Linked DNA regions of Homo sapiens: all the other regions are linked to region 3. A link is a contact called in ENCODE Hi-C or POLR2A ChIA-PET data. All regions are on one chromosome and are shown on one strand. The core of a region is the stretch at or near the end of the contact, and the rest is flanking DNA. Distances in the headings are between cores, read along the strand shown. Region 1 holds the start of PROCA1 (protein interacting with cyclin A1). Region 2 holds the start of SDF2 (stromal cell derived factor 2). Region 3 overlaps SEZ6 (seizure related 6 homolog). Region 4 holds the start of CRYBA1 (crystallin beta A1).

Region 1 (3,450 bases), core at 931-3,430, 270 kb after region 3:
GATCCTTTCCCCACACGTGTCCTCCTACTTGGTGCTTATACCCAAATTTTCACCACTGGAGAATCTTTTTCTTTTTTTCACCCTTTTCTTGCCTTCCCTTTAAGAAGTACTTTTCCAGGCAGGGTGCGGTGGCTCGTGCCTGTAATCTCAGCACTTTGGGAGGCCAAGGCAGGCAGATCACTTGGATTCAGGAGTTCGAGACCAGCCTGGCCAACATGGTGAAACCCGCGTCACCATTAAAATCCAAAAATTAGGCCGGGCGCGGTGGCTCATGCCTGTAATCCCAGCACTTTGGGAGGCTGAGGCGGGCGGATCACGAGGTCAGGAGATAGAGACCATCCTGGCTAACATGGTGAAACTAAAAATGCAAAAAATTAGCCAGGCGTGGTGGCTGGTGCCTGTAGTCCCAGCTACTTGGGAGGCTGAGGCAGGAGAATGGCCTGAACCTGGCAGGCGGAGCTTGCAGTGAGCCGAGATGGCACCACTGCACTCCAGCCTGGGTGACAGAGCGAGACTCTGTCTCATAAAAAAAAATAAATAAAATAAAATACAAAAATTAGCCGGGCGTGGTGGTGCATGCCTGTAACTCCAGCTACTTGGGAGGATGAGGCAGGAGAATTGCTTGAACTCAGGAGTTATAACCATTAACTTTTCTTTCTTTTTTTTTTTTGTTTGTTTTTTTGGTTGTTTATGCCATTAACTTTTATAAGAAAGAAAGGTGACCAAGACCCTGGCTCCCTGTTGACATCTAACCCAGAGTTCCAGAGTAGCTGGAAGCACCTCAGACATCTGGGTCAACAAAGGAGGACTTATGGCCTCGTGTCATCCTGGGAGGCTAAGGGGGTGTCCAAGTTAGAAGGCAGATTCTGGCTCCCAGTTGCCAAGTGCTCTGTCTGTTCCATTCCTGGTTCCATTCTCACCAGGATGGTTGGTTTTTCTGCACACTTCCCTTCTCCTGGCTTCCCCTCCCTCGCAGTTCCTAGACTCTCTAGAGCTACCACGGGAAGGAGGGTCTGGGCAGCAGCCCTACCCACTCCGGACTTGGGTCTGGAGGAAAGTGAAGGTGGGGATCAGGCAGAGCAATAGTAGCAGCAGCAGAGCCCCTGGATGATGGTGGAGAAAACAAGGTGTGGACCCCATCCTTTCTCCTCCTCTTCATCCTGGCTTTGGAAGCTGGTGCCAAGAGAAATGGAGGGGTGTGGTGCATGGAATGTCGTCGATATGGCCATAACTTCTTTTCACACTCTCCTGTGATTGTTTTTTCCATTTCTGTTCCCTCGCAGCACTGGGCTCCTCACCCTTGCCTTGCCTGTTAACAGATGTGTGTGAAGCCAGCACCACAGTCCAGGTGTGGTGTTTGTGCTGCACCGGGTGTGGGAGTTCTGTGTTCCGTGTGCATGTTGTATTAGTCTGTGTGTGGTGAGTATATTCTGTGTGTGTGTGATATATGCATGCGCAGAGTGTGTATGTTGTACCTGAGGGCGTGAGGGGTGTCACTGGGATGAGGTTCCTATGAATGCAGCCTGCCCTGTTCTCCAGATTGTCTATCAGGATAAGCTTACGACTCTCTATTGGGCAGTATTGTCTCTAGAATAGGGTGTCCCCTGGGGGCCAGGGGCGGGAACGCTGCGGGGTGGCGCAGGGGCTGGGAGCCGACATCAGGTCCTCAGCCCGGAGTTAGGTCTTCGGAGAGGCCTGTGGGCGGAGAAAGGGGAAGCCCGGGCTCCACCAGAGGCGGAGGGACCTCGAAGCCCGGAAGGTGGAGGGGAAATGGCGACGCCAGGACCTCCCTGGGCTCAGGGGATCCTCCCATCTCAGCCTCCCGAGTAGCTGGGACTACAAGTGCGCACCACTAAACTAGCTAATTTTTGTATTTTTTGTAGAGATGGGGTTCGCTCTCTCGCCAGCGGGCAGAGGCGGGGCTGCGGCTGGGTTCCCAAGGGTCGGTGGGGCGGGGAGCGGGACGGGAGTGTGCGGTTTAGAGAATGGCCGGGGCGGGGCTAAGAATGGGGCTGGGGGCAAGGCTCGTTGTAACACTAAGAATTGGGGCTACGATCTGGAGGCAGGGTGAAAATCTGGGGTTTGGACTGCAAGCTGGAACCAGAGATGGGTGGTGAGAGCTGGGCCTGTAAGGTTAAGGTCTGAGATAAAGAGGGGCCTGGGAGGCGCCGGAGGCCCCGGATGAAGAACGCGGCTGACGCTGAGACCCAGCTGGGAAGACTACGCAGCCTGGAGCCGGGCTGGGGAGGCCGGCGGGGGCTGCGCCAGCATGAGGCGGGGTTAGGGGCTAGGCGGGGGCGAAGCCGAGACTGGAGTTCACGGCTGGGCCGAGGGCTCGGCCGGGCTGAGGCTCAGGGTTGGACTTCACGCAAGAGTCCTGTAGAGACGAAGACCTGGGCGGAGAGCGATGTGGGTCAGGACGACGCTCACAATTGAAAGATGGACTAAGGAAAAGACCGAGCCCAAGGCCCGCTCGTGGGATGAGAGCAGATGCCGCGGTAAGAGGGGCGGGGCAGGGGCTGGGCAGAGGGCGCGGCCCGGCTCGCAGACCCCGAGCGGCGCACGCGGGAAGCCGGCAAACCGACGAGGGAGACGGGCAAACCAACGAGAGAGGCGGGGCCCAGTGCTGGGCCGGGGCGGAGCTAGGGCCGGGGCGGAGCTAGGGCCGGGGGCGGGCTCGCGTCGAGCCGCGGGCCAATGATTGAGGACTGGGGTCCTGAGGCCCTGCTGGGTCGCCCGCGGGATGGGCGGGAAGTCTGGTTCCAGCCAGAGCTGGAACGCTCGGCTATCGGACTGGGTGGCACCGGGCGCAGGCCGCTGCCCTTGAAGCGCCGGCCTTGGCTGGAGCCCGTGGACCAGCGCCCACCCGGACGCCGGGGCGGGAGCGGGCGGTTCCATCGACCCTGAGGGTGGACCAAGGAGACTGAGGGTTCCACCCGTGGCATCACAATTACCTCCGCGGCGGCGAGGCCAGAGAGGCATTTCCAAGGAGACGCGGGCGCACTGCCCCTCCCTTGCTTCCTCCTCTTCCCTCCTTCCTCTCCTAGTTTCTTCCCTCCCTTCCCGCCCTACTCCTTCCCTCCCTTCCCACCCTACTCCTTTCGGCTGCTCTGGTGCCCACCCCCAGTGCCTCGAGGTCGAGGAGAGCTCCTCGGCCCCGCAGGACGGGGAGGATTCTGTACAGATGAGCATAACTTGTGAGTTTTGAGTTAGGCCTTTGTGCGCCGATTAACGCCTCACGGGGAAAGACGCCATAAGCCTCCCACTTTCTTTCACCCTATCACCCTCCTCATTCATTGTGTGTGTTGTCAGTCACTCCTGCTGCAGGAACTCTGGACTGCTGCTGGTCAGAGGTCTCCTCCTGTCCTCTGGAACTAAAGAGCAGATTGCTTTTCTCAGCTCTGAAGAGAGTTACTAAATTCGTCTCCCCCTTTGTCCTTCCTCCCCTCG
Region 2 (3,103 bases), core at 286-2,785, 320 kb after region 3:
GGTACCACTTTCTGATGTAATTAATCTCCTGATGAAGTTAAAACCTCCTAGAGTTGCAAGGCTATGCTAATCCAATCTAGCAGCCACACAAGCCAAGTGAATAAAAATGTACTTGTACTGGTGAAAGGGACATTACTCGTAAAAAAGGGCTCTAAATTCACAGCTGATGGAAGAGCAGTTATGTTTCTGTAATCAAAACACTGAAGACTTACAAACTGGTAACTTCCAGATAAACAGTGGAACCAGACATTTTTCCGAAGAAATTAATCAAATTCAATATTGTTTACACTCCCTAATGCTCATTAATGATGTAGCTTCATACACCCTTGTTACTTTTGATATTACAGTGAATTTCCACGGAAGTATTTTCAGAGATCTTAGCCCTCTGAAATAAGTATCAGTTCTTGCAACAACCCAGGAAAATTAACTTCTCCAGCTGGTTCAAAGGAGTGCCTGAGGAGAAAGGTAGAAACTAGAAGATGGAGTTTTGACTTAATAACTAATTTTGATGTTCATGATAGGCCTCTGGCAAACGTTTGAGGAAATGAATCTATAGAGAATGGACGGGCTTTAGGACTTCTACAAGACCTTCGATCTTTAGAAAGGGATGAAGGATGCAACCATCTACAAAAAGTTCTATTTGTATTATTCAGCAATATGTAAAGAGCTGGAATTTGGCATCGCCCTCTAGCCTGATGGCCGAGCTGCTGAAAGCTCCACAGGATTCATATCCCCAGAACAAACAACTCGATCACCTGATCCTGGCTCAGAAGCCCCAGGTCCCTTCCATCCCCAATCCTTTTGCGTGGCCCAGTTTTAAAAACCTGCGGAGAGAAGGACGGGATGCCAGGAAGCCTGTTGATTCAACGTGCCACCCGATTCACGGGTTCCGGGTGTCACTGGGCTGGGAAAAGCTTTCGGACTCTGAGCAACTACAGCGCTTTCCTCCCCCTTCCCCCCATAGAGCAGGGAAGGCCAGGCTCCCCCTTCTTCCCGCATACGGCTCCCCACTGCCTCTTCCCTTACGTGACCAGGCCCTAGGAGCCCGGTTCCCCACCTGACTCCTGCGAGAAACACGCTCTCCAGTCGGAACTTTACCTGTCTGAAGCCCGCCGCTCCTCCAGTGCGCTAAGCCCCCACCGAGGAAAATGGAGTCGTCGAACCGAGACTGGGAAAAGATAGTACGGACCCACCGCACGGCCCCTCCGCCGCCACCGCCGCCGCTGCTGCGTCAACGTGCTACGTCATTTCCGGCTCCCTGTCACCGGGAGTGGGCGGGCCATTTCTTGTTCTCTCTCCCGCTCTCGGAAGCTTTCGTCTCGTGGGTGCGAAAGGTAACCGAAGCGGCTCAGGAAGGCAGCTGTCACTGAGCCCCTGGAACAGAGCGAGAGTATCGTAAGTAACCAGGCTCAGCCGGTTTCTCAGGCCGCTCTAGTCAAATAAACCATAAAGATCAGACTCGGGCTTCTTCACTTCCTTCTCTCCGTGGTTTCGCCATTAGCTTCCGGTTCCGGGGAGGGGCCGAGTTTTCTTCGAAGATTTGGGGCTCCGCGATACAGTTAGGATGGCTGTAGTACCTCTGCTGTTGTTGGGGGGTTTGTGGAGCGCTGTGGGAGCGTCCAGCCTGGGTGTCGTTACTTGCGGCTCCGTGGTGAAGCTACTCAATACGCGCCACAACGTCCGACTGCACTCACACGACGTGCGCTATGGGTCAGGTAATGCTGGGGACCGGGCTCGGGTGGGCTAGGGAGGACTCGGAGGCTCTGGAGGGGCGGGGCCTATAGAATATCTGACAGTGTGGTCTGGGAAAGTTAGGGGTTCCCTGGGAAGGTTCCTCAGGTCTAGAGAGTCGGAGAACTGAATTGTTCTAAGGCATCTTAATCGCAACACCACCTAATATTTGGTGAGCTACAGGCCAGGCACGTTACCTATGTCCTTTTTCCGATTATTAACATTGTTGTAAGGTGGACAGTATTGTTATCCTCATTTCACAGATGAGGAAACAGACGCAGAGAAATTAAATCGTTTATTCAAAGCCTTGCAGTTAGCAAATGACAAAGTCGGGGTTCTATCCAAATCTATCCAGGTTCAAAGCCTGCTTTAGAGACAAGAAAATTACAGTAAGTGCTGTGTCTGAAATTTTAAAGTTACAGTAAGTACTGTCTGTGAAACTTTAAACTCCAAGAGCTCACTCGTTGACTACAACCCTTTGTCTTCCAGCTCTTCTGCATCTTACACTTGCTCCTCAGTTTCCATCTTTGGCCCCCTTCTACCCAAACCTTAACCTCCTTCTTGTAAGAAACTTGGAGCAGTGACAGGAATTGCAGAGAAAACTGCTTTTTTTTTTTTTTTTTTTTAGCGTTTGAAATTAAAATGTTTAGTAATAAATTATTTGTGGATTCATTCAGCATAGGTCTTAATGAGTTCCTACTACATGGCTAGAATTGTACTACATACAGGAGATTCGGTGGTGATAATCAGTCAAGAAAATTACAATATAATAAAAACAGACTAAAAAAAGAAAGTCTTATCTGCCTGAAAAAAAAAGATAAAGTTAAAAAAAAAGAATGAAGGTCAGCTAGTGAGATGTGAGAGGCATCTAAGATAGCTGGTAGATTTTTGTCTTGAATGACTGATGATGCTGTTTGCTGAGGGAGGAAAGAGTTCTGTCAGGTGGGCTAGTCTGGTTCATGATTCCCAAAACCCATCTGATCAGTCAGACTAGGCAAGGACATGAGTTATCATCACTGCGATGTCTTAATAATTCTAGCACCCATTCAGTGAACACCTACCATGTTGTCAGGCTTATTTTTTACTTTGTTTTGGTTTCCTACTTTGGATCTACTGAATTAGAGTGGAGGTGGACAGAGGCTTGGCAGTAGCAATCTGTAGGTTTAAAAAGCTCTTCAGGTGGTTCTGATGGACAGCCAGATTTGGGAACCAGGTTCAGTCCGGAGCTCAGAAAAGGGATCTGTGCTGAGCCTGAGATACAACATTAAATATAACATCTTGTACAGACTGTGGTTGAAGATGTCAGGGTTGTAGATGAAATTGCCCAGAATGAACTGTGATTCTCTATCTGGGATTAATTTGAATAACTGGA
Region 3 (3,308 bases), core at 809-3,308:
GCCTGCCCTGGACACTTCCTGAATTAGAGAATCTCTGTGCACTCCCTCTCCCAGGAAGAGTCACACAGGTACCTACTCTGAGAGCCAAGGGCCACATCTCTTGTTGGGTACTCTGGAAAGGGGCCGCATAAACAATGCCCGGATCCAGGGGGCTCCAATCTATGTGATTAGAAAAGCCCCCCTTCCTTGCGCCATGCTAGAATCAGTCTCAGCTTACCTGGCATAGCCTGTGTGATGTCTGGGGGGTGGGCAAAAAGAGGAGCCCTGTTCTGGCATGTCACAGGCACTGCCTGGACCTTCCGTAACTTATTCAGATGAAAGACAGGCACTGGTGGACCATCTGCTCTGGGGGGTGTGGGCCTGGCTGGACATCTAGATTGGATGGTGTTGTCAGTGGCTGGCACACAATGCCAAGACACAGATGGGCTGCTTTAGTGGGCATCTCAGGAGATAGCAGTTGGTCCTGGTTTCTCAGGGATGTGGGGTGCCCAAGCTCCTCTGACCCAGAAGAATGGAGAGCCCTCCAACCTGTACCCACCTCCCCCACCCAATTTCCTCCCTCCTCCCATTTGTCTGACACATCAGAGCTGCTATGGTCTCCTGAACAGAACGTAGGCCATCTGCTGCTTCCTCATGCCTGCCAATCTATGGAGTGGGTGTGAGCCTCTGGAATGACAGCCCCACCACCAGACGTGCGGAGGAAGCGACCTTCTCCTTGCAAACTCTGTGATCTCACCCCGGCTGTGTTTCCCTTCAAGTCCTCATGCAGCCATTTTGAGAGCTGTAAGGATCAGAAATATCCTCCCAGGCTTCTCAGAGCTGGCAAAATTCTGTATGAGCTGAATCTGGAGCCAGCATTCATTGACCTTTTCTTGGCAGTTAAGGATCTGGGGAGCCGAATGGGCCACAAGCAGAATATGCATCATCTCTCCAGCTATGTGGTTGAATAAGTCAACACAATCAATAGCAGAGCAATCTGTACCTCAGACCAGAGATAGCAAATCAGTTTCATCCCCCAGAGCCAATCTCATTGATTGGTAGTGGCTGCCTGAATAACATTGTGAGAGGGAAGTTGCTAAGGACCAGGTGGCCTTAGCAAGAAATAACCAAAATTGATTAGCAATGCCTGCCATGGATTAGGGAGTGGGTGGGTAGCATGCTAGATTTCCATTCTACACCTGTTTTTCACCCTGCCCTAGATGGAACCTGATTAGTGTCACCAGAAAGATTAAGGGAACTCAGGGGGACATATCAAATAGAGACGGGATGTAATATTATCTCAGTCAATCCTAAAAAGGAAACCCAATTTTACAGATGAGAAAACTGAGCTTCAGAGAGTTTGGGTTATTTGCCTGAGGGCACACAGCCCTAGAGTAGTGGATCTGGGATTTGAAGTTATGTCTGCCTAGCTCCAGAACTTGGCTCTTCCCACTCTACTCATATTACTGCTCTAGAAGGACCATAAAAACAGAAATGAGTACAAAAGAAATGATTTCCTGAGAACGGAGAGAAACTACTGGGCCCCTAACAAAGAAGTCATGCACCCATGGTCGGGTGCGGTGGCTCATGCTGTAATCCCTAGGAGGCTGAGGTGAGAGGATTGCTTGAGCCCAGGAGTTTGAGACCAGCCCAGACAACATAGTGAGATCTCCATCTCTACAAAAATTCTAAAAATTAGCCAGGCATGGTGGCATGCACCTGTAGTCCCAGCTACTAGAAGTGGGGGTGTGGGGACTGTGGCTGAGGTGGGAGGATCGCTTGAACCTGGGAGGTTGAGGCTGCAGTGGAGCCATGATCACACCACTGCATTGCAGCCCGGGCCACACAGCGAGACACTGTCTCAAAACCAACAAACAAAAAAAGAAGTCATGCAACCATGAGGAAATCTAAAATAAAATCCCAAATATGTGACGCATTTCCTGAGGCTAATGACCAGCAGGTTCACTGAGAACAGGAAATGAACTTGAATGCCCTATCATCTCAGACAGGAAAGACACTGTGGTGGGAGACACACTTACGGTTTTCATCTCAATTCAACTGGTCGCGTGACTTTGAGCAAGTCACTTCCTTTCTCTGGCCTATTTCCTCACTAGTAAAATAAGGCCTCTGCTCTTCATTAGGGATGGCAAATATTTGTCATGTCAGTCTGAGGTGTCAGGTGTGACCTCGTGGAGTGCTGTGTTGAGGAGGATTCTGAGGCTGAACCTGAGAACAGTAGGAAATAGTGCACGGATGGGCTAGAAATGCCTGCCTCTGGTGCTGGAGGAGAAAGAGTATCTCATGTGCCACCCTTGAAGTATGTAATAGCACCTCACTTCCAGTTCACAAATTCTGTAGTTCCGTGATTCTCAGCAGTGAGCACGCTCCTCAGGGCTGTCTGTCAAAAGAGAGCGGGCCCCCCCACTACTCGAGTTGGGCGTGATGCTGCTCTCTGGAGCAGGGGGAGAACCTCTGACCATCCCTTATTATTTCAGGACTCTCTTTAGAGGCCCCAACCGTGGGGAAAGGACAAGCCCCAGGCATCGAGGAGACAGATGGCGAGCTGACAGCAGCCCCCACACCTGAGCAGCCAGAACGAGGCGTCCACTTTGTCACAACAGCCCCCACCTTGAAGCTGCTCAACCACCACCCGCTGCTTGAGGAATTCCTACAAGAGGGGCTGGAAAAGGGAGATGAGGAGCTGAGGCCAGCACTGCCCTTCCAGCCTGACCCACCTGCACCCTTCACCCCAAGTCCCCTTCCCCGCCTGGCCAACCAGGACAGCCGCCCTGTCTTTACCAGCCCCACTCCAGCCATGGCTGCGGTACCCACTCAGCCCCAGTCCAAGGAGGGACCCTGGAGTCCGGAGTCAGAGTCCCCTATGCTTCGAATCACAGCTCCCCTACCTCCAGGGCCCAGCATGGCAGTGCCCACCCTAGGCCCAGGGGAGATAGCCAGCACTACACCCCCCAGCAGAGCCTGGACACCAACCCAAGAGGGTCCTGGAGACATGGGAAGGCCGTGGGTTGCAGAGGTTGTGTCCCAGGGCGCAGGGATCGGGATCCAGGGGACCATCACCTCCTCCACAGCTTCAGGAGATGATGAGGAGACCACCACTACCACCACCATCATCACCACCACCATCACCACAGTCCAGACACCAGGTCAGCTACCTGCTGGCTTGCAGATGTGGAAATGGGGATGGGGGAGGCTGCGGGGCCCCTAAAAGCCTGTCTCTGACACTGTGCCAGCCTGCCCTGCCCTTTGGCACCAAGGGCCAGCCTGCAGGAGGCATGTAGATTGGACCCAGATAGACCTGAGCTCAAATC
Region 4 (3,159 bases), core at 381-2,880, 260 kb before region 3:
GGAGGCTGAGGCAGGAGAATCGCTTGAACCCGGGAGGCAGAGGTTGCAGTGAGCTGAGATCGTGCCACTGCACTCCAGCTTGGGCAACAGAGTGAGACTCCATCTCAAAAAAAAAAAAAAGAAAAAAAACAAGGATCAGAAACAATAATGCAGGTAAAGCACTGAGACCCTGTCCTCTCACTTGCTTTCAGGTGACAGCATTACCTCTGTCTGCAATATAAACTCTTTGGCAACCACCTAGGCCAGACCCCTCATGTGACTGGCCAAACAGCCAGCCATGCCAGGATCCCAAGCCCCAGACTCCCTCGTAACCCTTCACGGTCTCATCCTTATCTGGCCTCTTTCTGCTTTTCTTTTTCTTTTTTTTTTTTTGAGATAGAGTTTCACTCTTGTTGCCCAGGCTGGAGTGCAATGGCGCAATCTCGGCTCACCGCAACCTCCGCCTCCCAGGTTCAAGCGATTCTCCTGTCTCAGCCTCCCTAGTAGCTGGGATTACAGGCATGTGCCACCACGCCCGGCTAATTTTGTATTTTTAGTAGAGACGGGGTTTCTCCCTGTTGGTCAGGCTGGTCTTGAACTCCCGACCTCAGGTGATCTGCCCGCCTTGGCCTCCCAAAGTGCTGCGATTACAGGCATGAGCCACGGCGCCTGGCCATTCCTTTCTGCTTTTCTATCTCCTAGATCCTACCCAGCCTTGACCTTGCCTTCTCAGAGGCTTTCCTGCCTTCTCCAGCCCACAGCCACTTGCTTGCTTTCTTGATTTATAGCACTCATCACAGTACCAATCTGTGTTCTGGTTGGATGTCCTGGTGAGCACCTCAATGGCAAGGCCTCGGTCTTCTAGGGGATTGGTATAGCATCGTGCTGAGCACATGTGGAGATGAGGGATCAGGGGGACATTGAAAAAGACTTATTGAAGGAAAGTGAAGAAGAAAAGAGTTATAATACTTACACTCAAAAATGGCTATCTACATGTCCGGCCCTGTTTTAAATGCTTTACATGCATTCATGCATTTAATCTTCACATACAGACTATGAATTAAGAATTATCATTATCCCCATTTTACAGATGAGGATACTGAGGCTCAAAGAGGTTAGGTAGACAGTGAAGATGGTAGGACGAGTTTTAAAAAAGGAAGGACAGAGCAAGAAAGAGGAAGGAAAAGTGGGGGAGGAAGGGAAGAAGGAAGACAGGCAGGTGTGTATTAGGTTTCTTAGGACAGATATTCATGGCCCTCCTCCTGGCTGGTATTGGGCCCAGGAATGATGCATGTCAACTCTGTAATATATTTTTCCATTCTGAATCTCTGAATAAGCAACATTTCCCAGGTCCTGCTCCCATACCTTCTCCCTGCTCGTTTCTTGGGGGCCCATGCCCATCCCCCAGCCTTAGTTGCTAGGGCAGTGGTTATTGCTATATAAGTGACTCCTCTTGGGGTGACAAGAGAAGGCTGTCTTCCGCCAGAGTTCCCCACTCTTCTCCAGCCACCCTAGAAGGCTCTACACACTAGGCAGGAGAACTGGGCCCTCTCCTGGGCATGTCTCTGCAGGGCAAGGAGAGGAAGGGCAAGGGCACCCTGAGGGCCTTACTCACCCAGCTCCTGCTGCTCAGCCTGGGTCTCCATCTGGTACCACTTGCTCTGTGGCCCTCCTCTTTATAGCCCTGCGGCCTCTGGCCTCTGGCCCTGTCAGCACTCTGCTCTCCCTCTGCCTTTGTTCCTCATGATCCCCAGAGCTTTGGTGGCTCAGCTTGCTGGGGCCTTTGTTTAAACCAGGGATACAGAAATCCAGAGAGGCCCCTCTGTTGTGGGCATGGCTGGCTGCTGCAGGCCTTGGCTTTCTTAATCTCTCAGAGCAGCTAGGGGGTGAGGACAGAAGTCTCTGCCATGAGTACTTGTCTCTTGTCCTTCTCCAGGTTCCTCACACCACCTTGGGATCTTCCTAAGACCTTAAGACCCTGGGAGACCCCATGTCATATCAAACACATCAAAATGCACCTCACTTCCATACAGATGTGCATTTCTTGTTGTTTAAAAATGTGAAAGAATTATTGTAATTCTGAACTCAATATGAGAAAAAATGGTTCATTGTATTCTTGGGAATCTTTATTATGCTGTATTTATATATAACTATGTAAGGGTTGACTTCAATTATAGTTGACTAGCAGACATGTGTCTCTCTGTAGCTATTTTATTAAATATTCCTTTTAATTTTGCAATTTTCTTTAAAAATTTTGGAGCTATAACTTTTGGGTTTTTTAAAAAAGAATTAAACCATTTATTGAATAATTCCTATATATTAGACATGTGCTAAATGCTTTACTTAAAAAGTTTGAATTAAATACTTTTCCACAACAAAAGAAAGAAATACTTTTTCACAGCCACCACAACAGTGCTATTTTCACCTCCATTTTCCAGATTAAGAAACTAAGAGAACAATCAGGTGACTTGCCTAAGGTCACAGTATTTATAATGGCAGAGCCAAGACTCGAATCCAGTTCTAACCAACACCAAAGTCACTGCCCTGCACTGGCCCTCCCTCAGGAGTAATGCATAAATGGCCCAAAAAATTCCAGGAGAGGAAAGAGACCCCCCTGGCTAGAACTGCAGTTCTGAATATAAACACTGAGCATATAATGGATGTAACTTATCTGTTTCAAAAGGGGAAGGAGCCTAGAAATGAAGCAATTTTTCCTCCTCAAATGATCTTGGCTGCCTGTCCCTTTGTCTTCCATGTTAATTCCTTTCACCATTCTGCTCCCAAACAGGCCAGGTCCCACATCAGTTCCAGGAGGAAAGGGCTCTTTCAGCCTGCGGGTCATCGTTGGGCAGCAGTAGGAAGGGGAAGAAGGCAACCTTCTGAATACCTCCTTTGGACTCACCATCTAGATGTAAAGGGTTCACCTGCTCCATCTCAGATTCCCGGGGGCCTTCCTGTGAAGTTGTCTAGGCAAGCGGTGATAGGGACCTAGATGTCCTTGCTTCTCCCCTCTAGCTCACCCAGGCCAGGGGCGAGAATTCCTGCCACCCACACCTTCAAAACCAATTTTTTTTTTCTTTTTGAGACAGAGTGTCGCTCTGTTGCTTAGGCTGGAGTGCAGTGGTGCGATCTTGCCTCACTGCAACCTCTGCCCCCCAGGTTCAGGTGATTCTCCTGCCT

Evidence for each region. A loop is a pair of places that touch in the nucleus more often than their neighbours do. ChIA-PET counts read pairs that join two places held with the same protein, here RNA polymerase II (POLR2A). Pooled maps may share reads with other maps.
Region 1: a loop to region 3 is called in a pooled map, with 3 times the contacts of the local background. The contact joins the promoter of PROCA1 here to the enhancer-like site in region 3. A Hi-C loop is called at or near these places in 3 of 37 single-sample maps with no recorded cell type and 8 of 50 pooled maps. POLR2A ChIA-PET finds 5 or more read pairs at or near these places in 4 of 52 experiments (CD4-positive, alpha-beta T cell, Caco-2, WTC11 and 1 more).
Region 2: a loop to region 3 is called in a pooled map, with 4 times the contacts of the local background. The contact joins the promoter of SDF2 here to the enhancer-like site in region 3. A Hi-C loop is called at or near these places in 1 of 50 pooled maps. POLR2A ChIA-PET finds 5 or more read pairs at or near these places in 2 of 52 experiments (K562 and naive thymus-derived CD4-positive, alpha-beta T cell).
Region 4: a loop to region 3 is called in a map of Caco-2, with 4 times the contacts of the local background. The contact joins the promoter of CRYBA1 here to the enhancer-like site in region 3. A Hi-C loop is called at or near these places in 2 of 168 maps with a recorded cell type or tissue (Caco-2 and body of pancreas).

Annotation. Positions count from the first base shown.
Region 1 is chr17:28,710,618-28,714,067 of GRCh38, reverse strand. PROCA1 (protein interacting with cyclin A1) reads left to right here and starts at 2,180. Exons shown (of 5, transcript NM_001366301.1): 1 at 2,180-2,498. The coding sequence starts at 2,408. RefSeq lists enhancers at 1,326-1,405, 1,964-2,739, 2,740-3,450 and a silencer at 2,446-2,945.
Region 2 is chr17:28,660,338-28,663,440 of GRCh38, reverse strand. SDF2 (stromal cell derived factor 2) reads left to right here and starts at 1,535. Exons shown (of 3, transcript NM_006923.4): 1 at 1,535-1,715. The coding sequence starts at 1,565. It overlaps SUPT6H (SPT6 homolog, histone chaperone and transcription elongation factor), which reads right to left and starts at 1,236. Exons shown (of 37, transcript NM_003170.5): 1 at 1,099-1,236. RefSeq lists enhancers at 446-1,120, 1,218-1,287, 649-1,848.
Region 3 is chr17:28,981,206-28,984,513 of GRCh38, reverse strand. SEZ6 (seizure related 6 homolog) reads left to right here. Exons shown (of 17, transcript NM_178860.5): 2 at 2,475-3,143. All of the region lies in intron 1 of LOC105371716 (a long non-coding RNA gene), which reads right to left. Among named protein-coding and RNA genes, the nearest start is that of SEZ6, 23 kb to the left of the region's middle. RefSeq lists an enhancer at 1,638-1,687. Within about 2 kb of position 2,058, at least 12 of the 41 ENCODE cell types and tissues checked have a DNase peak (open chromatin) inside an H3K27ac peak, as active enhancers do; they include CD4-positive, alpha-beta T cell, where a contact is called at or near this core.
Region 4 is chr17:29,245,330-29,248,488 of GRCh38, reverse strand. It overlaps CRYBA1 (crystallin beta A1), which reads right to left and starts at 1,630. Exons shown (of 6, transcript NM_005208.5): 1 at 1,595-1,630. The coding sequence starts at 1,625.